3 separate regions of the Homo sapiens genome follow, and all the other regions are linked to region 1. Evidence: read pairs that join two places in POLR2A ChIA-PET (ENCODE). Cell type or tissue: PC-9. All regions are shown on one strand.

Evidence for each region. ChIA-PET counts read pairs that join two places held together with the same protein. Peaks named below come from ENCODE experiments on the same cell type or tissue, not always from the same donor. Only the 100,000 strongest peaks of a DNase experiment are listed, where the experiment ranks them.
Region 2: POLR2A ChIA-PET joins it to region 1 with 8 read pairs; 1 of 35 experiments calls an interaction of 5 or more read pairs at or near these places.
Region 3: POLR2A ChIA-PET joins it to region 1 with 8 read pairs; 5 of 35 experiments call an interaction of 5 or more read pairs at or near these places.

Annotation. Positions count from the first base shown.
Region 1 is chr17:17,024,932-17,032,931 of GRCh38, forward strand. No RefSeq gene overlaps it. Among named protein-coding and RNA genes, the nearest start is that of MPRIP, 14 kb to the right of the region's middle. RefSeq lists an enhancer at 4,433-5,007. In PC-9, CTCF peaks have their summits at 3,103 and 3,303; DNase peaks (open chromatin) are centred at 3,370 and 7,279; H3K4me3 peaks cover 905 bases; H3K27ac peaks cover 3,491 bases.
Region 2 is chr17:16,864,165-16,872,164 of GRCh38, forward strand. LOC124903939 (a long non-coding RNA gene) reads left to right here and starts at 2,560. Exons shown (of 2, transcript XR_007065645.1): 1 at 2,560-2,703; 2 at 6,931-8,000. RefSeq lists enhancers at 6,212-7,205, 7,318-8,000. In PC-9, no CTCF peak of the experiment used is centred here; a DNase peak (open chromatin) is centred at 757; H3K27ac peaks cover 2,938 bases.
Region 3 is chr17:17,125,781-17,133,780 of GRCh38, forward strand. MPRIP (myosin phosphatase Rho interacting protein) reads left to right here. Exons shown (of 24, transcript NM_001364716.4): 4 at 922-1,073; 5 at 5,837-5,921. Among named protein-coding and RNA genes, the nearest start is that of PLD6, 77 kb to the right of the region's middle. RefSeq lists enhancers at 737-1,236, 1,701-2,202, 2,203-2,702, 5,833-6,337. In PC-9, no CTCF peak of the experiment used is centred here; a DNase peak (open chromatin) is centred at 3,881.

The DNA.
Region 1 (8,000 bases):
CTGAGGCACCCCATTCCTCGAGCAGGGCTCCAGCCAGGCTTGTTGGGAAGTACTTGACTCCATCCCCCATGCCCCACATGGGTAGGCCCCTCTCCCTTGGGTCAGGGCCAACCACATGGTCCTGCTGAAAGCCAGCCCCCTCCCTTCGGTGACCATGGCCTCCCGAGGGACTCAGGGTTGGGAGAGCAGCCAGGAGTATCTCCAAAAGCCAGGAGCTGACTGAATCCACAGCCAGACCACTTGCTCTCTGCAGAACCTTCCTGAGAAAGAACAGGGCTCCTGTCTAGCTGTCCCAGAGGGCAGCCGGGCCCACACCCCTGGCCAGGGGCATCCCCACCCCCTCTGATATATCACCCCACATGGCCCATGGCTGGCTCTGTTAAGGGGCACCCTCAAAAGCAGGCTCTGACATAGGGTTGGGGACAAGTTGTTTTGGGGGACATATGGTCCCAGGAAACACCAATAGAGGAGGGAGGAGGTAGACCTGAGGGAGGGAGGCCAAAGTGACCTATGTTAGTGAGTGGGGCCTTGCTGTGGGCCTGGCTCCCCTGGAGACCCTGCAGAGAGGCACAGCACCCTGTACTCTCCCTCCTGGAGCCCAGTAGTGGGTGTCACTCACTAACTCACAGCCCTTATTGCTCTGAGCTCCCGGGATTTCTGTCCCACCTCTCTGGAGGTGACAGGCACAGGATCCCTGGGCTGGGCAGGGACTGTCTGTCAGGACCTCAGGAATACCCCAAGCACAGGCAGCAAAAGCATATGCTTCCCCCACAGAGGGGTCAGGCTTGGGTCCCCTGAAGCACTTCTAGCTGTGCAGCTGTGGGCAAGTCACAGTGAGCTGTTGCTGACAGCAAAGGCGCTAGAATGTCAGCTCCCTGAGCAAAGGGGCTGGGTCTGTTCTGTTTCCTGCTTTATACCCAGAGCCCAGCCCAGGGTCTGGCACACGCAGTGCTTGGCTAATATTTGTAGGTAAATGTCTCGTGGCTCATGGTGTAAATCTCACTATCAATCATTGGTACCAATTCATTGACACTTCCTATGTGCCAGGCACGGCGCTGGGTGCTTGGCACCTCATTTCTGCTCTGGATAATCCATTGTTGTTACAGTAGTAGGATCACCCCCAAACATACACATGATGAAACGGAAGCAGAGAAACCAAGGTCACCCAGCCAAAAGTAGCAGAGATTTAAGCCAGGTTCCAGAGCCTGCATTTCTTATTCATTAAAAAAAATTAGGCCGGGCACAGTGGCTCACACCTGTAAGCCCAGCACTTTGGGAGGCCGAGGTGGGAGGGTCCCTTGAGGTCAGGCATTTGAGACCAGCCTGGCCAACATGGTGAAACCCCATCTCTACTAAAAGTACAAAACTTAGCCAGGTGTGGCAGCACACACCTGTAGTCCCAGCTACTCGGAAGCTGAGACATGAGAATCACTTGAACCAGGGAGACGGAGGTTGCAGTGAGCCGAGAGCCGAGATTGCGCTACTGCACTAAACCTGGGCCACAGAACGAGGCTCCGTCTCAAAAAAAAAAAAAGAAGAGGAAATTATGTGTGGAATCAAAGAAAACAAGTCAAATACACACAAAGAACAAAACAAGCCTAGAGATCTAATGTACAGCATGGGAACCACAGGTAAGAAAGTTGCACAGTGCATGGGATTCATGTTAAGTAGATTTTAGCTGCTCCTGCCACAAAAGCAAAACTACGGTTCACTGTTAATATCTCAGATGATGGATCTGTTCATTTGTTTCATTATAGTTATACTTTTACTATCTTTATATATAATATAGCTTTTATACCTTAAATATACACAATAACATTTATTTATTTATTTTTAATTAATTAATTTTTTTGAGATAGAGTCTCTCTCTGTCTCCCAGGCTGGAGCACAGTGGCGCAATCTTGGCTTACTGCAACCTCCGCCTCCCAGGTTCAAGCGATTCTCCTGCCTCAACCTCCAGAGCAGCTGGGATTACAGGGGTGTGCCACCATGCCCAGCTAATTTTTGTATTTTTAGTAGAGAAGGGGGTTTCACCATGTTGGCCAGGCTGGTCTTGAACTCCTGACCTTGTGATCCACCCATCTCAGCCTCCCAAAGTGCTGGGATTACAGGCGTGAGCCACTGGACCCAGCCAGCATTTATTTATTTATATATGTATGTATATATTTCTTTATTTTTTGAGATGGGGTCTCACTCTGTTGCCAAGGCTGGAGTGCAGTGGTGCCATCACTGCTCACTGCAGCCTCAACCTCCCCAGCTCAAGTGATCCTCCCACCTCAGCCTCCCAAGTAGCTAGGACTACAAGGGGCTCACAATCACACCCAGCTAATCTTTGTATTTTTTTAGAGGCAGGGTTTTTCCATGTTGCCCAGGCTGGTCTCCTGGGCTCAGGAGATCCTTTCACCCCAGCCTCTCAAAGTGCTGGGATTACCAGCGTGAGCTGCCACACCTGCCTTTGCCTGTTCTTGAAATTCAACCAGAGCCTGGCCTTTTTGCCATCATGGTATGTGGTGTCGTCTGTTCAATAAAGATCTTGAGCAAATTCTGGACCAGGCGTGTGGACGGGTAGGTGGAACTCAACCCTCATGCCCAGTTTTCTCAGCCCTACCCTATGGTTCCAGAGTGATGGCTGTGTGCACGATTCTGAAAGCTGTGTGCGGTGCTGCTCAGGAGCCAGGAGGACACTGGGCCACACTGGGTGTGAATCCTGGCCCCCCACTTCCTGGCTGTGTGAACGTGGGCCAGTTACCCAGATCTCAGTTTCCCCAACTACAAAGTGTGAGTAAGGATAATACTTCCTCCTCAGACAGTTGTTGTGAGGATCAAGATATGAGCTTAAACCGGGTGTGGTGGCTCAGACCTGTAATCCCAGAACTTTAGGAGGCTGAGGCAGGAGGATCCCTTGAGTCTGGACGTTCCAAGATACTGTGAGCTATGATCACACCACTGCCCTCCAGCTTGGGTGACAGAACACGATCTCATCTCAAACATTTTTTTAAAATTAATGAAAAAAAGAGTCCATGCTTAGAATAATCCTGGCATTGGGCAAGTCATACAGAAGTTGTTTTTATAACATGTTTTTTTTTTTCTCTCATTATAAAAGTCACACGTGTGTGTGGTTGCAAGGTCAGGTGGCAATGGGTACTCTGGTCCTTTTTCCTGGAGCTGCTGGACCATCACAGGGCAGAGGGGGTCAGACTTCCTAGGGCGCCTCACTCAGCTGCCCTTGTCCGCCTGGACAGACTTGCCTCTGGGTGTGGCCATTGCGAAGGAATCCTGCCCCATCGCTGACAATGAGCTGCATTCTTCAGAGAGGCTGCCCCAGTCCCCCCAGCTGACGTAAGCCCTGGGCGTGGCAGGTGCACTCAGGAGGCAGGGCTGCCTGCTCAGTGTTGGGTGGAGCCACATGCCTGTCCAGGGCTGGGTCCACCCTGTGTGGACTGAGGCCACCATGTGCACGGTTTTCAGCTATGCCTCATTCGCTTGCTGTGTGAATCTGGGCTGCAGGGCCTGCTGCTGTGTGCCACAGGCCAGTGCCCTGCAGTGCAATTGTACCTGAGGACCCAAGGTGGCCAGGGAAGCCCCAGGTGCGACTTGGCAGGGGAAGCAGGGGCTGTGGACGGATGGAGAGCTGTCATGTGGAAAGGCAGTGTGTCCCCAGGCCGTGGCCCAGCCTCCAACACCCCCAAGTCCCCTCCAGGCCTCTCCAGACCAGGCCCACCACATACTGCCTGTGCAACCTCGGGTGAGTGACCTCACCTCTCCAAGCCTCAAAGTCCTGATCCCCATTGGGAGGGTGCAGTCAGAGGGTGAGTCTGAGCCCCCTGGGGCCTGGCAGGCTCTGTATGCATGGCAGCCACCTGCCCACACTCACCCCAGACATCTGCTCATTCCAGAAACCTCCTGGGAACATCCACCATATGCCAGGCATAGTGTCAGACAGGAGGGGACAGAGAAAAACAAGATCAACAACCGCCCTGCCCTTGTGGAGCTGGCGTTCTAGTACCGGAGACAAAACAAGGTGCTTCCAAGGAGGAAGCCGTGCTCATCAGGTAATCCGCATAATCGCTCAGGAGGAGACTTGGCAGCCAGATGGAGACGCCACCTGGGGTCTTAGGGGAACAGCATTCCAGGCAGAGGGAACTGCAGCTGCAAAGATCCTGAGGAGGAATGAGTGCCCAGCGTTTGAGAAGCAGAGCCGGCCTCTGGACGCCTGCCCTAGGGAGAAGGCTTTCCACCTCATTTTTAGGGTCCTAGGGGATCCCCTCCACTGTGAATGCACGAATGCACAAGGATGACATCGGCCCTTTTATAGAGGGGAAGTTCTTCCCGTAAACAAACCAAAGTCCCTCTGGGGGACTTTGCAACTGAAGCTGAGCCTTCTCTTTTAGTCACTCCCACCCCCCAGACCCAGAGCCAGCTGATTCCTCCTGCATCCTGCTCACAGCTCCAGGAAAGCGTCCTGGTGGGGAAAGTCAGTGAAACACCAGGTGGCCTAAGGTATTTTCCCAGGACCTCAATGTGACTAGACAGGGCTAGCTTATCAACCCTGGGATGCGATGAGAGGGGCAAAGCCCGGCAAAAGAAACTGGACCCAGGGCACTGAGGGAAGCCTAGGTCCCGTCTGAGTGCTCCGCACAGGGATAGGAGGAGAGACAGTCGGGGGTTTTGTGAGGGAGGGGATAGGTGGGTGGTAGTAATGAGGGGTGTTCAAGTCAGTGCCCAGCAACCAAGAGGAGGAAGGAGGTAGAGGGGGTGTCAAGCAAGCCGTAGCTTCAGGCACAGCTGGATCCATAACCCTGAGGCTTGGGCTATGATGGCTGTTGCCCAACCCCCACTCCCATATCACCCAGGTCTCAGTCACCTTCCTCTCTGTGACACAACAGCCTCCTCCCTAGGGCTCCTTCCTTCCACTCTTGCCCCCACAAATCCATTCTCCATATATTGTTAAAACCATGCCACTCTCCTGCTTAACCCCTCCCCCCATGGCTTCCTGACGCCCTCCACATAAAGCAGAAACTCCTTACCCAGGCCCCAGAGACCCCCGCTGACCTCCCCAACCCCACCTCTCTCTCCTCTCCCCTCACTGCCTCTGTCCTTTCTGTCCCTTGAACACACCAAGCACATCCCCACCTGGCCAGCATTGCACCTGCTGTCCTGTCCCCCGGGTGCATCACCATGTGGCCGCCCCTTCTCAGCAGGACAGCCTAGATGTCGCTGTCCTCGGCCATCTGGCCCCCAGCCTTCTGTCCACTCCCCACACCAGCCCTGTCCGGCAGCTCCTTCTGTGATGGAAGTGCTCTTTGTCCACTGTCACCAGCCTCTGTCAGAAGCTACCGGCCCCGTGTGGCTAACAAGCCCCTGAAATGCGGCTACTGCAATGGAAGAACTGGACTCTTAATTTTCAATTACTCCAATTACTTGAAACTCATATAGCCACATGGGGCTAGTGGCCACCATTTGGACAGAGCGACTCCAATGTTCTACATGGTGTAATTTTATTTACTAGCCCTTAGCACAAAGTGACGTGATCTTAACTTCACTTGTTTTCTGTCTCTCTGACGAGAGTATCAGCTTTGTGAGGTGAGGATTGCCTCCGTCTTTTCCACTGCTGTATGCCGGGGCTTAGTAGTGGGCCTGGCGTATAGTAGATGCTTAATATGTAATTGCTGAATGAATGAATGAATGAATGAATGAATGAATGAATGCATGCATGAGTGAATGAATGACTCCTGGGGCCATGAACTCTGAATTTCTCCAAAAGGAATGCTAGTTCTGCCGGGGATTGTTGCTGTGTGACCTAAGTCAGGATCTTGCCCTCTCTGGGCTCAGCATCCTGACCAAGGGGTACCAGGGCCCCTCTGCTCCTAAGGCTCTGAGACTTCCTGCTGCTTACTCTGTCCAAGCTGCCCCGTCTATCCTTCATCCCCGATGCCCACCCCCAGTCTCCCCAGCCACTTCATAGGAAAGGGGCCAGACAGGCTTCCTGTCCCTGGAGCCTGTGTCTAGAGAGCCATCAAAGCAGGCTGCCTGTACCCGTCTCCTAGCAACAAATGGCCTTAGGAAGTATTTGAGGGTGGGATAAAGTGGTGGCCACTGTGGGGCTGTGTCCCAAATCGACAGCTCTCCAGTTGGCCAAGGGCAAGTGTTTCCCAGGAGCCAGGCCAAGGCAGGCTGGCAGTCGTGGTACATGCACCAGGAGTCGGCTCCAGGGTCCTCCAAGCCTGGGCCCTGCAGTCGGCCACCCTTACCTTCTCGTGCCTGTGCTTGGGGTTCAGAGGTGGCAGGGGGTGCTTGGGCCCTACATGCTTCTTGTGGGGACCTGTAGGAACCAGGCATGAGGAAGTGAGGAGTGGGTGCTGACTGTCAGTGACTCGAACCCTGACTGCCCCAGCATCCAACACTCACACGCATGCACATGTGCCTACTCAGCCGGACACAACACACAACTATGCATGCTGACACGCACTTGTGCAGAGGCATAGGCACAGACTGCACTTACCTTATTCTATTTATTATTTTTATTTTATTTTTAGAGACAAGTTCTCACTCTGTCGCCCAGCCTGGAGTGCAGTCATGCCATCCTAGCTCACTGCAGCCTCAATTTCCTGGGCTCAAGCGATCCCCCCGCCTCAGTCTTTCAAGTAGCTGGGCCTACAGGTGTGTGCCACCATGCCCAGCTAATTTTTAATTTTTTTGTAGAGATGAGGTCTCACCATGCTGTCCGGGTTGGTCTCAAACTCCTGGCCTCAAGCGATCCTCCTGCCTCAGCCTCCCAAAGTGCTGGGATTATAGGTATGAGGCAACTTGCCAAGCCCAAACATGCACATAGATATGGACACATGGACCTGCATATATAAAACAGACATGCAAACATATACAGCTCAATCAGACAGAATACACACACACAATGACACTCACAGACAATCACATAGAAGCCCAGATATATATGCAGTGGGGCCAGCCAGATAGCCCAGTTGCCCACAAACACACATAAATATGTACCATCATCTCACAGATCATATGACATGCAAAGATGGATGCATCTGTACAATTCACACACATATTCACAAGTCAGAGATGCAGGTCAGACCCCCAGATAAACAGGCCAACATGCATGTAGACACATAACATGGTCATTCCCAGAAACACCCTCAGAGATAGCCAGACCACCCTCTGGACATGCACAGACACAGACACATAAGGAGATGATATATCAATGACTCTTACACACACCCACGAGTCACAGCCCCTGAAGTGATATGGTGAACTAGAAGTGTCAGCCCCCATTCCTGTGGACTCTGAGCAAACCTCCACTCCCCAGCCTGGCCACACGCAGGCACGCAGGCCGGAAGAGCTGCCGCCTCTCCCTGCCCCGGCCAGCTGGCCGTCCTCCAGGCTTGGTGCAGATGGTGGGGCCAGGGCAGGGACAGCCCAGCCTGTGGCCTGTGTTGCCTGCCTCTTGAGTCCCAGGCCTCTTCTTCTTGGCTGTGGGACCCTGAAGGCCCCCTCCCCACAGCTGAGTAGGCCCTGACAATTTGTGTAACAACCTCGATTTCTGATTTCTTTTGGAAAATTAAAAGATCGATCACGACCAGGCCCAAATCCTGTAGGACAGACGGCTACGACCGAGGCCATGGAGCTGCTGCCTGTTGTAGGAGCATGGACACCCCAGATCACTGAGGCCACTGCTGCCACCTGCCTGGCCCTAGAGGCCTCTGAGTGTGCAACCCTGGAACTACATGCTTCCCTGCATGTCCTGAAAAAGAAAAACATGTCAATCCAGAGAGCAGATTACTACAACTTTCTTGGCTCTTTGTTTAGTGATACTTATCAAGAGCCTTACCAATGTGTTTATCTTTTGACTTAGCAATCCCAACCCATGAATTTATCCTAAGAAAAAAAAAATTTAAAAAGTACACAAACATTGTTCATGAATGGCTAGATACGCACATACGCATACATATGCAGCCCTGTGTCCCTGTGTGTATGCACATGTA
Region 2 (8,000 bases), 160 kb before region 1:
AGCAAGGCCAGCGTCCCTATACAGGAAAATTAAACCATTTGCCAATTCAAGGCACTCCAGATGGATCTCTCTGTTTTCTTTGATGACTGATGTGTCCTTTTTTGTTTCCTTCAGAGCACTAAGACTGTGCATTTTCCCAGGACTGTCAGGGTGGTTTTCTTACCAATGTGTGGTGGTTGTGAGGGTTCAATTGAGTCGATGCCTGCAAAGTGCTGGCCCAGCACAGGAAAAGCACCCAGTGCTTGCTGGCTGTTTGCTGCGCCACAGCCCAGGTCACAGGCTGGGTCAGCTGCTCACTGGCAGTGCCACTGTAGCCAGGCTGCTCACCTCACTGAGCCTCAGTTTCCTTCTCTGTGAAAGGGGAGCACCTTCCTCACAGGGCTGTGGTGGAGTGAAGGCAGGTAAAGCACTTAGGAGGGCGCCCTCCCATGCTTGGCACTCTGCAAATGCTACTGGGATTTGCACAGGAAGGAAATTGACCCTTTGTCCTATTTATTACCCATAGTTTCCTTCCGGAATCCGAAAGTGGAGTGTGGTGTGGCTGGCAGAGCAGGCTGCCCAAGGGAGCCAGGAGAGGGGAGGACGGAAGGGGTGGGAGCCGTCTTCTCCAAGGCTGCTGTAATGCTGACCTAGAGAAGACCCCCAGAGTGGGGCATGTCCCACACTCAGCTGGCCCTGCTCCTGCCACCAGGCCTGGCACACATCGGATGCCCCCTGAGTCATGTCGAGGAAGGAATGTCTAACACTTGAAAATATTCTAGAGCCATAAAGATAGACCTGGTTGGACCCAGACCAAACCTCAAATTGATCCCAAGGAAGATTTCACAACTTCCTTTGAGAGATGCCTCTCAGTGTCGCCTGGCGCGATTCAGGAAGTCCTTCTTGAGAGCTAACCTAAATCCTTCCTGCTCGCCCTCCTCATGCTTGGGAGAGGAGGCAGCAAGGAGGGGGGGACAGGTGGGCCTCTCGCCTCAGAGCCCATATGAGGTCCCGAGAAGGTGAGGCTGGGCCCTGACTCAGCTTCAGCACACACTATTTCCATTCCCTTCCCGTGACTCAACAGGGGAGGGGCCCGGGGGCCACTCACCTCTGTCTTCTCAACCTGCAACTCCCCCCACCCCTTCCTGGATTCCTGTGACGCAGGAATCCCTCTGGTCTGTGTGGAGGAACCCAGAGCAACTTGAGCCAGAAGTGGATGTCCAAGCCGGCATGAGTCACCCCTCAAAATCAGGACCAGTGAGGGCCTGAAGAGGCCACACCGCCTCCGGCAGCCTGGCCGCCGCTCACTTCTCTGGGAAAGTGGCCTGGAGCTCGCATGGCATCTGGGCCCAGCCTCTGCCTCTGACCTGCACTGACCCCTGTGTCACCCGCCTCCAGGGTGACCCTCCTCCTGGCATTCAGACAGCTCCACTCACTGCTTCGCACAAACCTGTGCCACCCTGGTTCAAACATTAACCAGCTGTGTGACTTTTTAGAAGCCCTTCCCATGTTTAAAAACCAAGCTGGGAGGATGCTGCACCACTGCCATCATGGTTCTCACTGAACCGTCGCAGGAAAAAGCATTTCTTGCGCCATGGCTGTGTGCAGAACAGGCTTCCCACGGCTGAGTCCCCAAGCCCCCCACAGACGCTGCCAATGAAATGCCGTCAGCCTCAAGCATGGTTCTTGGTACCCAGCCCTGGTAAAACCACGTGTCTCAGGCCTTCTGAACCACAGTGCCCAGAACTCTGGCTGGGCTTTGTCCCAGAGGACAAGACTGGCCAACCCCCTGCTGAGCTGGAAGAATAGCTCCCTCAGCTGGCAGGGACCTGCCCCTGTTGCAATTTGGACTGAGTAAATGCTGACAGGAGGAGCCTGCGTGTCAGGCCAGGATAGACAGAGGCAAACTCTGTACTCTCAGAGAGCTTAGAAGCTAGAGTTGGAAAGCATGGGAAAGGGTCAGACACCCAAGAGAAACAAGTGCTGATGTCCACCAAAAGAAAACTTACTGCATTCTATAAACTAAAATCAAACAAATGTTCTCCTGCATTGCATAGCAGAGGAAAAGACCAAATGACTCTTCCATGCAACAAGTTAGATGAATCTCGCAGATAAAGTCAGACAAAAGAATCCAGACGCAAAAGAGCATGCACAGTATGGAGTTCAAAAACAGGCAAAAGTCATCTATGGAGACAGAAGTCCTGGTGGTGGTTTCTTGGTGGGGTGGGTGGGGGATGGGGTTATTGACAGGAAGGAGGCACCAGGGAGCTTTCTGGGGTCCTGGAAATGTTCCACGTCTTCATCTGGGGTGTGATGATGGGGTGGACACATTTGTTAAAACGCATTGATTTGCACACCAACATTTGTGTACTTTGCTGTAACTTTTTCCACACTTTAAGAAGAAGAGGAGGGAAGAAGAACTGTTGGGGAGACCAGCTGGGACCCCCTGCTGCTGACTCGCGGGCGTTGCCTTCGTGCCCCATGATTGTCGGGCCATTGAGGCCTCCTGGCAGCCTGGTAGACCTAGAACTATCTAAGCCAATAAGACACAGATTGTTGGCTCCACCACCAATTTCTGAGTCAGGAAGTCTAGGGGGGCCTTGGAATTCACATTTCCTGCAGCCTGCAGGCCATGCTGGGGCTCTGGCCCAGGAACTGTGCTTTAGAAGAGATGGTAGAACGTAGCATGTGCTGTGAGATCCCTCCAAGCTGGGAAGGACCCAGGTAAGTTCACAGAGGAGGTGCCCTTGAAAGATCAGTAAGATCTGAAAATGCCCAAATAAGCAGGAACTGCTGGTTCCAGGGAGGGAAGTCAGTGTGAGGCAAAGTAGAGAGGCTGGGAAGTGCGGCGAACGGCATTCCAGCCCTCAGGAGGGCAGGGCTGGCAGACAGATGTCTGAGTCCATTTCGTGCTGCTATAACAGAATACCTGAGACTGGGTCATTTATAATAATCAGACATTTATGTGGCTCGTAATTCTGGAGGCTGGGAAGCCCAAGGGCATGGTGCCGGCCTGAGCCCAGCATTTGGTGAGGGCCTTCTTGCTGCCTCATCCCATGGTGGAAATCAGGAGGGTAAGAGACCAAACTCACAGTCTCAAGGCCTTTTATAATCAGCATTAACCCATGCGTGACGGTGGGCACCTCATAACCTAAACACCTCCTATTAGGCCCCAGCTCCCAATACCATTGCACTGGGGATTAAGTGTTGAATACACGCCTTTTGGGGGACACATGCAACCCACAGAAAGAGGACATTGAGGCTTCTGCTTAGAAGGTTTTGTTCTGCATGATAAAGCTTGAAAATAGGAGGAAGCTCCAGAAAAATGGCCCTCCCCCACCCCTACCAGGGGATTATGTTCCAAAGTCAGAAAGTGAGGCACAAACCACATGTGGTCATTTACCTGTGACAACCTGTGATTGGCCTATGAAGGTAGATAGCCTAGCTCAGTGCTAAAGGGCCGGAGCAGATGCTGAGTTCACTGGCTGAGTGCCAGGTAAAGCCATCCGTGTGCACTGAGTGCTCATATTGGATGACAAACCTGGATAAAGAGCCCTCCAGCCCTTCCCTGTAACAAGCAGGAGCTGGGGCAGAAGGGCAGAGGTGCAGCAAAGCTGGGTCTAATGTGGGGAGCAATGTGGGGCAGGGCCAGGAAAGGGGCCTGCAGCTGTTGGTAGGCTAGCGGGTAAACAAACCCATTACAGTGGAGGTGTGCTGCTGACCGCCTTTCCTACAAGCTCATGGGCCGCCTTCACAGCACTTCCCCTGCTGCTTTTTCAGTGTAATCTTACAGCTATTCTGTCAAGACACCATGTTAAACACTAGTGGAAAAGTCACTGTGCAGAATTACCATATAATCTAGTAATTCCGCTTTTGGGTATATACCAAAAAATACCCAAAAAATAATTGAGATCAGGGTCTCCAACAGATGTTTGTTCACCCATGTTTCTAGCAGCATTCTTTTTTTTTTTGAGACGGAGTCTCACTCTGTTGCCTAGGCTGGAGCGCAGTGGCGTGATCTCGGCTCACTATAGCAGCATTCTTTACAACAACCAAAAGGTGGAAGCCACCCAAATGGCCATCAATATACAAAATGTGGTCTGTGCTTACAATGAAATATTCAGTCTTACAAAGGAAGGAAATTCTGGCACGTGCTACAATATGGAAGAAAGTGAGGACGTAATATTCTGTGAAAAAAGCCAGCCATGAAAAGACAAACTCTATATGATTCCACTTATATGAGCTAAGGGAAGGGGAATGGGGAGTTACTGTTCATTGGAGACAGAGTTTCAATTTGAGGAAGACAAAAAGTTCTTGGATGGATGGTGGTAATGGTTGCACAACAATGCGAATGTGCTTAATGCCACTGAACTGTGCACTTCACGATGGTCAAGATGGTAAGTTTTATGTGGACAAAAAGAACACACTATGTTTGGCCAGGAGCGGTGGCTCATGCCTGTAATCCCAGCACTTTGGGAGGCCGAGACGGGTGGATCACTTGAGGTCAGGAGTTCGAGAGCAGTCTGGCCAACGTGGTGAAACCCCTTCTCTACTAAAAATACAAAAATTAGCTGGACATGGTGGTGGGCGCCTGTAGTCCCAGCTACTCAGGAGGCTGAGGTGGGAGAATTGCTTCAACCCGGGAGGCGGAGGTGGCAGTAAGCCGAGATTGCGCCATTGCACTCCAGCCTGGGCGAAGAGTGAGACTCTGCCTCAGAAAAAAAAAAAAAAAAGAACATGCTATGCTATGTTTGTATTTAGGATCTAGTTTAGCTACGTCTAACAATAGTGGCTTTAACAAGACAGAGGTTCATTTCTCCAGGACACGGTCTAGGGGTGGCAGGGCAGGGCAGGGCTGCGGTGGCAACTTTGCTCCATGCAGTCATTCAGGGATCCACCCTCCTCTCTCCCATCCCTAGGGTGTTTCTCTCATCCATGTAGCTCAAGACAGTGCGCCATCATGTCCACATCCTAAACAGCAGGGTTAAGAAAAGATGGAAAAGGGCTTGCCCTCCTGCTTAATAATTTTTTTTTTTTAGACTGGGTCTCATAGCTCAGTGCAGCCTAGCCTGGGCTCTAGCAATCCTCCCACCTCAGCTTCCTGAGTAGCTGGAACTATAGCCACATGCCACCATGTCCCCATGTCCAGCTGAACTTTTTTTTTTTTTTTTGGTATTTTTTGTAGAGGTGGGGTCTCGTTATGTTGCCCAGGCAGGCCTTGGCCTCAAGTGATCCTCCCATCTCGGCCTCCCATAGCTCTGGGATTACAGGCATGAGCCACCGTGCACAGCCAGCTCCCACCTCCCTTGAAGCACTGTCATTTGGGGCCTCTGTTCTAGAAGGGGGTGCAGTTGCTGCTTGGTGTGCTGTCCATCCCCTCCACAGGATGGCAGCTGCATTTAATCTCCCGTGGCCACCATGGAGGTGCTCTTCTCAGGTCGGCCTTCAAGAGAGAAGCCTCTGCAAGAAGTGCAGTCAGCTGACAGCCTCCAGCTACTTGAGGGTCCTCCACCATATTCAAATCATCCTGCCCAATCTGGGACCCCACTACTGGCCATCTTTGCTCCAGAGACCTCCTGGGGCCTGCTGAGGCTCACCCACCCAGCTCTCCAGTGGCCCCTCTCCTTCACAAGCATTGTGCTTGGTGCTCTCCAGGCTCTCCCTGACTGCTCTGCCCCTCGCCCCTTTCTCCTTTACAGCTCCTTCTCCTAACACAGTTCTTGCATCTCTAACTCCAACCTGTTGTCTACTTCCCAGGGGAGCTGAACTGACACCTTTGCCCCAGGCCATATCCCCAGCACACAGACGAGGGCCTAGCACATAGTAGGCGCTCAGCAGAATTTCCAAGTGAGCACAAAAAACATGGTGGGCAGTCAATACATATGTGTTGAACTCAGCAAATTGCAAAGCAGCTGGGAAACAGCCATCGCCGGCTCCCCTGAGCATGGTGCTCCCGCAGCCCGTGTCAGCTGCGGTGCTTTGCCAATGCAAACAGGAGTGAAGAGTTAGACCCAGGCCCACTCCAGCTGCTGGGCCCCTTGCTCAACACAGCCCCTTCCTGCCACCTGCAGGGTGGGGTCTTCCTGAGCCCGCAGAGGGCACAGAAGGAAATACCTGCTCCCGGCCATGCAGGCCTCCCTGGCATGGGCACCCTGAGAGTCCTGGTCCCGGGAGTCAGGAATAACAAAGAGGCTGCCAGGGCCGGGCCCCTGGGATGCTGGCTAAGGGCAGAGCATGCCTCCTGGTTTGCTGGGCAGGAGGCTGATTGGACTAAATGGGCTTTGTTGATGATGACCCTTTGTTCCTCCATGGCGGCTCCGTCTGAGGAGAAGTTTTGGAGGCTGTTCATTCTCCTGCTTCCCCTGCTGCCGCCCCAGAGGCAAGGAGAGCAGCCTCCCAGTGGCCTGCTGGTTGTAAGAGTCAGGTGTGAGAGGTTGCATCACGTGCTTCTCTGGACTCGTGGTCTGCAAGGACGTGTGACAAGTGTGGCTGTAGGTTGATGAGCTGTGTGTGGCCTGGTAACGGGCAGTGGATGAGCCAGGGGGAGCAGCAGGTGGCCCAGCCCCAGCGATGAACATGGGGGAACTGGGTCCGTTGTAGGCAGGAAGGAGACATCAGCAGCAGCAGCCCCGGGGCATGGTGGGGGGTTGCAGGGGGGCCAGAGACAAGCCAGAGATGCCTGGATGATCCATTCCGCAGAAATAACAATCTCGAATCCAGGGCTGGGCCTGGCTGTGACTTGGTCTGGCCAGGGGTCGTGAGCAGCAGGTGTGCTGATTGTAGTTAAGAAGCCATCGGTGTCAGACCAGAGTCCTCGGGCTCTGCACCTGAGTCTGCTGCGAGAGGAAAGTGATAGGGGCTCGGGCATGTCAAGGAGGTAGGTGGGCACGTGAAGATGGGGCTCCAGGAAGGGGACATGAACACAGCAGTTCTTGGGGCTTTCTCCTTCAGGGGCAGGGGCAGGAGGACCGCCACCTGGCTTCACCATGAAGGGCCCAAGAGCATGGCATGGAGGGAGAGGCAGATCTAGAGAGAACACCGGCTGGTCTGCGGAGGGAGGCGGAGGAACGGGTTGAAGAGGGAAGAATTCCTGACACAAACTCTGAAATGACAAAGGAAAAGAATGACAAATCTGATTACACTAACATGAGCAACTTCCAAAGACCAATCACAAGAAACAAAACAATCACAAAGTCCCCACCAACATGGCTGAAAGTAAAACAATTAGCTGAGAAGAAATATTTGTCACCTACAGACCATGTCACAGAGGATTTTATTTTAAAGCACCCTACAAATCACTAAGAAAAAAGCCCCAAAGAAATAGCAATCTGGAAAAGGTTAAAAAGAAATAGCAATCTGGAAAAGGATACAAAGAGAGAATGTGCAGAAGAAGTGCCAGCAGCTGCAAAACCCACGTTCCACAAAATCCTGGATCAAACAGGCAGGAGACAGCATGACAAGGTGCCACTCTCTGCCCATCGGGTCGGCACGGATTTAAAAACAAGGACCCGGTATTGCCAAGGATGTGGGGAAAGAGCCCTGTGGGTGAGGGCGTCAGTTGGACAATGGCTGTCAACTTCTAGAATAATCATGTGTGCTTCCCTTTGATCCAAGAATCCTGCTGGGGGGAATTATTCCTGTAGAAATGTTTGCTCAGGTGTGCGAAGACACCTGCGTAAGACTTTTCATCTCAGCATTGTGTGTGATGCTGATGCCACAGCGTGGTGCCAAGACACCTCCTGGAGAGGACCCAGAAGGCCCGGCCACAGGTGGGGGTCATGGTGCCATGGTCCCTGCCCAGAGGATGCCTGGCTGGTGCGGGGGCAAGAGGGAGGTGGTCCTGGAGGCAGCGTTGCCTTTATCTACCCACAGGAGCGCACTGGACAGGGGTCCTGTGAGTGTGGGATCAGGGTCCCCCAGGCCCCATCTGCCCTCTGGTGCCCAGTGGCATCGAGCAGTTGTCTTAGCCACTCTGACCTCCACATCCTCCTCTGTGAAACGGGGTGCGACAGGACTACCTC
Region 3 (8,000 bases), 100 kb after region 1:
CTTCTGCTTCTTCAAGAATGAGAACAAGGAAATGGTGGGCTGTTGGGGGTGCTCAGTGGAGAAGCCAGCAGCTGTCCATTAGTGGGGTGGAGTCAGTGTGGAGTGTGTTAAGGACAGGGGCACCCCTGGTGTGGTGGTAACCATGGCAACCCATCTGCTCTCCCAAAGCATCCTTACGTTGGGAGAGTAAGAAAGAGGCCAGAGGGTACAGGGCTAAACAAGTCATCTCCATAAAGGTCCTCTTGCCTAGCCCTTTGCCTCAGTAGGGATTTCTTAAAGGCATCCTTTCCTGCTTTTGGTTTTCTGTCCCTAATTTCAGTGTGTAACAGTTTTTGCTGTAAGAAAAAAAGTTACTGTTTGCCATGCCAGAGCTGGTGTGGCAGCCTTTGCTGGGCTCTGCTATGGCCCTGGGAAGGTGCCGTGGGCCAGGCTGCCGGGCGTGCTCCTTGGCCGCCTCTAAAGAAGGCACAGTGCACCCACCCCACAGCCTGCTCTCAAGGATGTGGCTTCTCTCTGGCCCCCTCCTTGCCTCTAAAAATAACCCTGCTATTTTGAAACTGCCTCCTCTGGAGCTTTTTCTTGCTTCTCTGTGGGATCAGCAGCCCTTCTGAGACCAGGATCTCAGCTGCCCCTGTCACCGCAGCTGTCCCCATCCTGTCCTCCCCTGCATATCCCCTCCAGTGCAAGTGGGATGTCGCTCTCCACGTAGGAGGGATGTTTAGCTGGGTGTCCTCTGGAGAAGGCCAGGCCTGTCCCTGTCCTCCCTGGGATGGGCACAAAGGAAGAGGAGCTGGGGCTGGAGTGAGGGAGAGCACTCCTAGAGGCCCCACAGGCTGGGAGGGTCAGGAATGGCCTGGGGCTGTACGACATCTGTGGCCCCATTGGCTGGCCTCTGGGTGACTCTCTGCCGCCTTCTTCCAGCCCACGACCCTTCCTCAGGGCACCATCAACATGAACCAGTGCACAGATGTGGTGGATGGGGAGGGCCGCACGGGCCAGAAGTTCTCCCTGTGTATTCTGACGCCTGAGAAGGAGCATTTCATCCGGGCGGAGACCAAGGAGATCGTCAGTGGGTGAGTATGCTGGCACTGTGGAACAAGGCACCACCACCTGCCACAGGGCCAACACCAGATGGGCCGCCTGCCCCTGTGGCAGTGTCGATGTTGTCTACTTCCCCGTGTGCCTCTATTCTTGGGCTCTGTCTCTGTTCTCAACACCGCTGTGTGCTGAGCACAGCAGAAATCAGGACATTCACCATTCCACCTGCAGCCTCTGGGGCCCCTCTTTGCTCTGGCCACCTTACCCTCCTCGGGCCTCCCCACCATTGCACTCACCACACCCCCAACTCACCTGCCCCTCCACCTGGAAGGGGATCAGTCCCTGAATCATATGACCTGGGCACGCCCTCCCCCAGTCTGGGATGGCTGCTCCTCCTTCCAGGGCTGGTGCTGGGCTCCACCACCTATGAAAGCGCCAGGTTATCTGCTGTGTCCACGTGTGTCTCTGTCAGTGGTGGTGGGGGTGGGAGGTGTCTCAGTCACATCCCCAGCACCTCACACCCGAGCCACTCTGCTGCCACTGCACAGATTGGTTTCTGTGAGTGGAGAGAATGGGTAAGTGTCTCACTCACCCAGGTCCCCTGAGAGTGGCGAACTGGCTCAGGTTGAGAGAGCCCACAGTCCAGGGGCCTGAGCGCAGTGCTGAGCCCAGGGCAGCATCTGCCTTCCCAGAGCTCCCAGTCTAGCAGGGAATTCTTTGCTACCCACATGGCCTGGGCCATGGTGAAAAGCCGTACATAGTCCGTGCAGGTGAACAGGCTCATTGGGCCTGACAGGAGCTCACAAACTGGATCTCCGAGAATCCCTGTCTTGCTTAAGGCTGAGAAGGAGGCACATGAGTCTAAGAAGCTCTGGGAGAAAGTAAACCTGGGGCTTGCTGGGCCAGGCTGACTGTAGCAGTACAGAGTAGAGGGAATCAGGAATACGAAGCCCTTGAGTTTGAACACACAGATGACTCGGAGCACCAGCCTTTCTTTAGCCTCTCAGCTGCAGCCTGGCCAAGCCTGGTGAGTGAGCACAGCTGGAAGTCCAGGGCCACATGGCAAGGCGTCCAGGAGCCAGTGCTGGGTCCCGGGGGCGCTCTCTGCGGGGGTGTGCTCTCCCCTAGAGTCCTCCCCTGGAGAGAGGCAGGTTTGCATTTCTGAGCACCTGGAGCCGAGCTGGAGGAGCACTTCTGTCTCCCACAATCTTAATCCAGAACCATATGATCAAGAATGTCAAGGGCCTCTGAAGAACCCTCGTGGTACAGTCGAGGAGACCCAGGGCCTAGAGACAGGAGCCTGGCCAGGGGCACCTTCTGCACTTTCTGGCTCACACCTGTTTCTGCTGTTGGCCGGGCAGCACACAGCCGAGGCTTCCTCTGCCCAGGTGGCTTCCCTAGGAAACCCTCACCCTTTCCACAGGAGCTGGGTCCCAGGGAGGGTGTGGGTAACAGGTGGGATGGATGGGAGTCCTGGGTCTCCAGGGCAAGCTGGGGAGTGTCTGGAGCAGGGTTGGTTCTAGGACCAGCACATAGAGGTATGTGTTGTACCATGTGGTATTAGGAGAGGGTGATGTTTAGCATTTGGACTGCCTCCAGCAGGCAGCTTAAGTCCTGCCAGAAGTCCTCACTCCATCCCAAGCCCCTCTCCTGGGTCACTTCTCTGCTCTCTTCTGTTGCATATTCAGGCTTGCCATACCCATGCAGCTTGGGTAGACAAGATCGTTAATGGACCAAGGTACCGGGTGCACATGCCATCTGGGCCCTACGTGTGTGGTGGCTCAGTGGCGTATCCAAAGCCAGAATAAGCTGCCTGACGCTCTTCCCCTTCCCCTCGCCCTGGTTGTGGGCCACGTTAGTTCGTGTCCAACAGGCAGGTTCTCACGTGGCATAACCTCGTGATCCGCCCTCACCTTCCCACAAGCTGGGATGCTCAGCTGCGTGAGGGAGTCAGGTGTGGCCTATGCACCCTGGGGACAAGTGCTTTTGCCTCCTTCTCCCATTCCTCTGTCTCCTGCCCTCGCTGACAGCCCCCTTCCTCTGCTCCCTCTCTTGCCTCCCTCTGTTTCCCATTATAACTCCTCTTCCCAGTAACCTCATCCCTAGGCTCTGGAGCGCCATTCTGGGTCTGAGCTCTCTGGTCACATCAAAGCTGGTCCCTAAGAAGGTGCAGACACTTCCACCAGGCAGCTGGGAGCTGGGTGGGTTGGGGACAGTCCCACCCAGTCTTCTTCCCAGGTCTTCTCTGCATAGCCCTGACAGCTGCGTGGGCTGCCGGGTCTCTCCTGGGCCTGGGTAGAGGAAGTTGGCAGCTCTTTCCAGTTCCCACTTCCAGGATTCTGGGCCACACTTTACATAGCTCTTTTAGACGAGGTGGGTTTGGGTAGGAGTTGGCAAGGGAGCTCTTCTGTGCTCTCAGCTGGGTGAAGTCTGGACTTCCCTTCTCCCTGCCCTGCCTTTTAACCTTACCCACTCCCCTGTTCTCACTCATCCGGGCTCTGCCGTCCCTATCCGGGGAGCCCCAGCACCTACCAGTCCCATATTCACACCCCTCTCCTCTCTTCTTGGGGTTTGTTTTGTTAACATTTATAACACATCTGGATGATGTTAGACGCTTCCTATTGGGCTTCCTTGAGAAATCCAAGTGCAGAGGACACATTCCATCATCTATTCCTGGACCCTGCATCTCTGCGACTCCAGCCACAGACTGCAGTCTGAACAGAGATTAAGTTGCATAATGGGACTGAGGCCACATGAGACACCTGCTGTCCTGACTCCTCCCGAGTCCTAGGCTTGCTGGAGCCAGCCCAGGAGAGCTCAGCAGCTCCACGTAGTCAGCAGAGCACCTGCGGTGCAGCCTTCTCCCCTCCCCTCCAGGTTCCATCCTGCAAGGCCATTAGTCATTGCTGACTGATGGAACCTGGGCCAGTCTGCAGGGGCCTGGGGTACCTGGCAGGGTTCTGCACCTCCAGCATGCTCCACACCTTGGTGAAGTTTTAAGTGCAGCCTTCTGCAGGCACAGTCCCTCAGAGTGGTCAGAAGAAGTGGCAGCTGCCATGGCAGACTGGAAAGGCAAACCTCTTTAATCCCATAGGGCTTGTGAACATCCCAGGTTGTATGAGCGAGGCCCTCTCCTGGGACCTCTGCTCCCAGCCAGCCTTGATGAGAAGTGTGACCAGGGAGGAGAGGGGCTCAGGACCCTCAGAAGGCCTGCCTGTCTGCTGGCTTTGCAGATAGTCACAGCCTCCTTTCTTGTTTTGGGGCCGTGGAGGAATGACCCACAGGACCTGTGGCTTGGATCTCTGGCATTGCAGGTGTTTATTCATTCTCTCAGCAAATCGAGCATCACTGGCTGTGGGCTGAGCTGGGCTGAGGGTGGCCCCTCAGCTCTGTTGCTGTGGTTCCGTGCATTAAGCCTGGCCTCTGCCGCCACCACCTGTCAACAGCACACCCATCCTGAGGCTGTCTCAGAAGCCAGTGATTGTGACTGACCCTTCCTTTGTCTGTTTGTCCCTCCTTCCCTCCTTTCTTCATTTTCTCCTTCCCTCTCTTCCTGTCCTCCTCCCCTCCCTCCCTCCTCCCCATGCTCTTCCTCTCTTCGCTCCTCTATCCCTTTTCCCCCTCCCCTCCTCTCCTCTCCACCTCAAATTAAAGAAATACCTCTGGGCACAGAAGACTCGAGCCCTTCTCCTGCCCCAGGCTCAGTGTGCTGCTGGGTGCTGCACCCGTGTGATCTCTAGCAGGATACAGCAGTACAGACCCCCCCATCCCCAACCCTGGGCCCAGGCTGCCAGCAGGCCCAGCGTGGACCCTGGTGCTGAAAGAAGACCTGGAGCGGTGTCTTCTGAGGCTCCTTCCACTCTGGAGAGGACACTAGGGCTGCCCTTGCACAACCAGGCCCAGGGCTGGAGCTGGGGCTTCAGAGGCAGGACCTACACTGCCCTCCGCTCCTCCCACCCCCGTCGTCTAGCCCCCACAGGACTGACAGGCAGCTCTGGCAAGGCAACTGCTGTTGGTTCCTTTGTCTGTTGTAAAATTCTATATGGTGGAAGTAGTTGTGCCATGATCTGATCTAGCTCCTGATTTCAGAAATGAGAAGATTGAAGCTCCTAAGGGGCCAGGAGCCACCCAAGATTGTGCTGGGATAGTGGCAGAACCAGATCCAGAGTCGTCCTGCTGGCAGCGCCTGCTTTTGCTGTGTTCCCTTGCTGCACCCCTGGTGTCTATCCAGAGTGAACTTGCCACACACAATCCCTGATGGGTCCCTGGGCAGCTCTGCCCAGCCTTCCTCAAAGCCAGGGTGCCCAGCACCCTCCCTCTGCAGGGACTGTGGGAGTTCAGCAACCCCCCACACCCTAGTCCCTCAAGAGTACCCATTGTGGGAACTTGACCAGCACAGCTCCTAGATTCTGGCCTCAGGGCCAGCACCTGCCTCTGTTGCCCTAAATGGGCACAGCTCGTCTGTACTCTCACCAAGCCCACTCTGGGAGAGCAGTGTTAGGGCAATTCCAGGCCCTGGAGACAGGGTCAGTAATGGAAGTTACACATCCTATGCTCTGAGGCCATGGCCAGGCCAGGCCTCTCTGCCAGCACGGAGTCTGTGTCGTGTCCTGAGCCTGCTGTGGGTGTGGCAGGGTCATTGTCCAGGCTTGCTCTGTGGCACTTCTGGCCCCAGCGTAGCAGTCTGTCACTGGGGACAATGCCCTGCTCTACTCCTGGACCACCCGGCAAGGGCCAGGGCTCCTAGTCCCCGAGTGCCAGGGTCTTACCTGGTACTTGTCTCCTTTTCTCTTCCCAGGTGGCTGGAGATGCTCATGGTCTATCCCCGGACCAACAAGCAGAATCAGAAGAAGAAACGGAAAGTGGAGCCCCCCACACCACAGGTAGGCAGTGGGTTTGCCAGATGGCATCCCCTCAGTGGAGCCAGGGCTTGGGAAGAAGTGAGGGCTCCCTGAGGTTAGAGGGTGAGGACACAGTCAGGCCAGGGCTGAGGCAGTCACCAACTCTGCACATCCTTGCTTTGGGCTGCAATCTGCAAGATCCTCACTGAGCCACAGGGGAACCACAACAGGGACAGGGTGGCCTGCTAGTGTGCTCTGGGGCTGCCCAAGGGAAGTTTCCAGCCAGCTAGCAGTACACAGCTGTGACCCCTCCCCTCGCTATCCTGCTGGCAGCTGGGGAGGGGCAGCACGGGCAGCCTGCAGCCACAGTCAAAAGGACTCTGCACCCACAGATGGCCCTGCAGGCAGCCGGATGCAGTAGGATGGGGAGGAGAATTCTGGAGTGGTATGGCCCATAAGGAGCTCACAGGGGCCCTTGCTGCAACTCCCATGTGACCTGAGCAGGGCGTGGCTGACTGGGGTGGTCCCTCAAGGCCCAGTCCTTCCCCACAGGCCATGATCCTCCTTCCCTCCCTGGCCAGTGTGCAAGGCTTAGGGCATAGAAGGGTCCTACACCGCCTTACCACACTCCCCACGTTCCTGGGGCCATGGGGGAATGAGGTAACCTTTTTTGAGCCTCAGTTAATCAACTTGCAAAGCAGGCCTGTTGCTGCCTAATCGCCAAGATTGTTGTGAGCATGAAAGGAAGTTTTGGACCTATTATAGGTTCTCAGTAAATGTAATTCCTTTCCCTCTGTACCATACGCTACTCTTCCCAAGTCCTGAGCCTCATAGTCACCCGAGAGGGAGCAGGGTGGGGATGGGGGTCCCTTGGGCATCACAAGGCCAGAGGCCCACAGAAGTGAAGAGAGCCAGCCCACGGGCTACAGAGGTCAGGGAGCATGCACTGGTCTGGGTCCCTTTCTCTCCTCAGCCCCTTGGGCTGCCCTTGGATATACCTGCCCTGGGCTGCTGTATTGGCCCTCCTGCTGATGGAGTCAGCCTGGGCCACTCTCAGCCCATGGTCATCCACCCTCCATCCTGGGGTCAGGGAGGCAGGTGGGGGACACCCAAGCCAACATCCGCTGGAAAGGAGATGTCGCTAGCAAGAAGTCAGCGAAAAATACAGAGTGGTTCCTGGGACTGAAAATGGAGCTTCCTGCTGGGGAACAGCAGTTAATACGTAAATCCCCCAAAGCTTCCCAGTTGGAGAGAAACAAAAAAATCACAGGCAGAATAACAGCGTTTAGGGTTACACTGCGTTTCCATGGTGATGCCTTGGAAACAGTGCAGAAGCGGAGCTCCTGCCTCTAATAAGGTAACTCCAAGTGCAGAAGCCGCTCTCAGCCCAGTCCAGGGAACTTGCTTGCTCTCCCTCCCTCATGACACCCAGCTCCCCAAAACAGCTACCCATGACCAAGTTTCAACTTTTTTGTTGGTAGAAGGAGCCACATGATCCCAGGGTGGGTAGGTTACCCACTTCACTGAGGGTCTCTTAGAGTCTGGAGCACAGGGTTCCTAGCCTTCTGCACTCAGGCCCCTCCTAAGACAACCTTGCGGGGTCTCTCCTTTCTACCCTTTGGTCCCGAGAGCATCCCATTTGAGGCTGCTTGTTTCCAGAAGCTTTGAATTGTAATCAGAGGCCATCTCTTTGTCAAGTCAGTCTTGTGGGGTGACGTGGGGGCACTGCAGAGGAGCAGCAGGGTCCATGGTTGAGATGGGATCTTTGGTCAGGCCTCCCCTCTGCATGCAGCCTGATGCTAAAGGCATTCTCATGGCCTAGGGTGGGGCTGGGGGTAAACCTCACACCTTCAGAGCACCTGGAGAGGCGAGAACCCAAGACCCTATATTTCTTTCTCCATGGCCCAGTGTTGGCCCGGGAGAGTTTCAGATTGAACCAGTGGAGAGCTTGAAGCGTTGGCTGCCTGTTGTGCCCAGTAAGAATCAGCTTCTCCCCTTAAGGAACTCAGGTGGGACCTTCTGGAAGGTTCTGCTTCCAGAAGTTGGGGCCAAGGATCGCACTGCGGGAGCAGCAGACAGCCTTTCAGCTGAGGGCGGGAGTCTCAATAGAGTCTAGGCCTG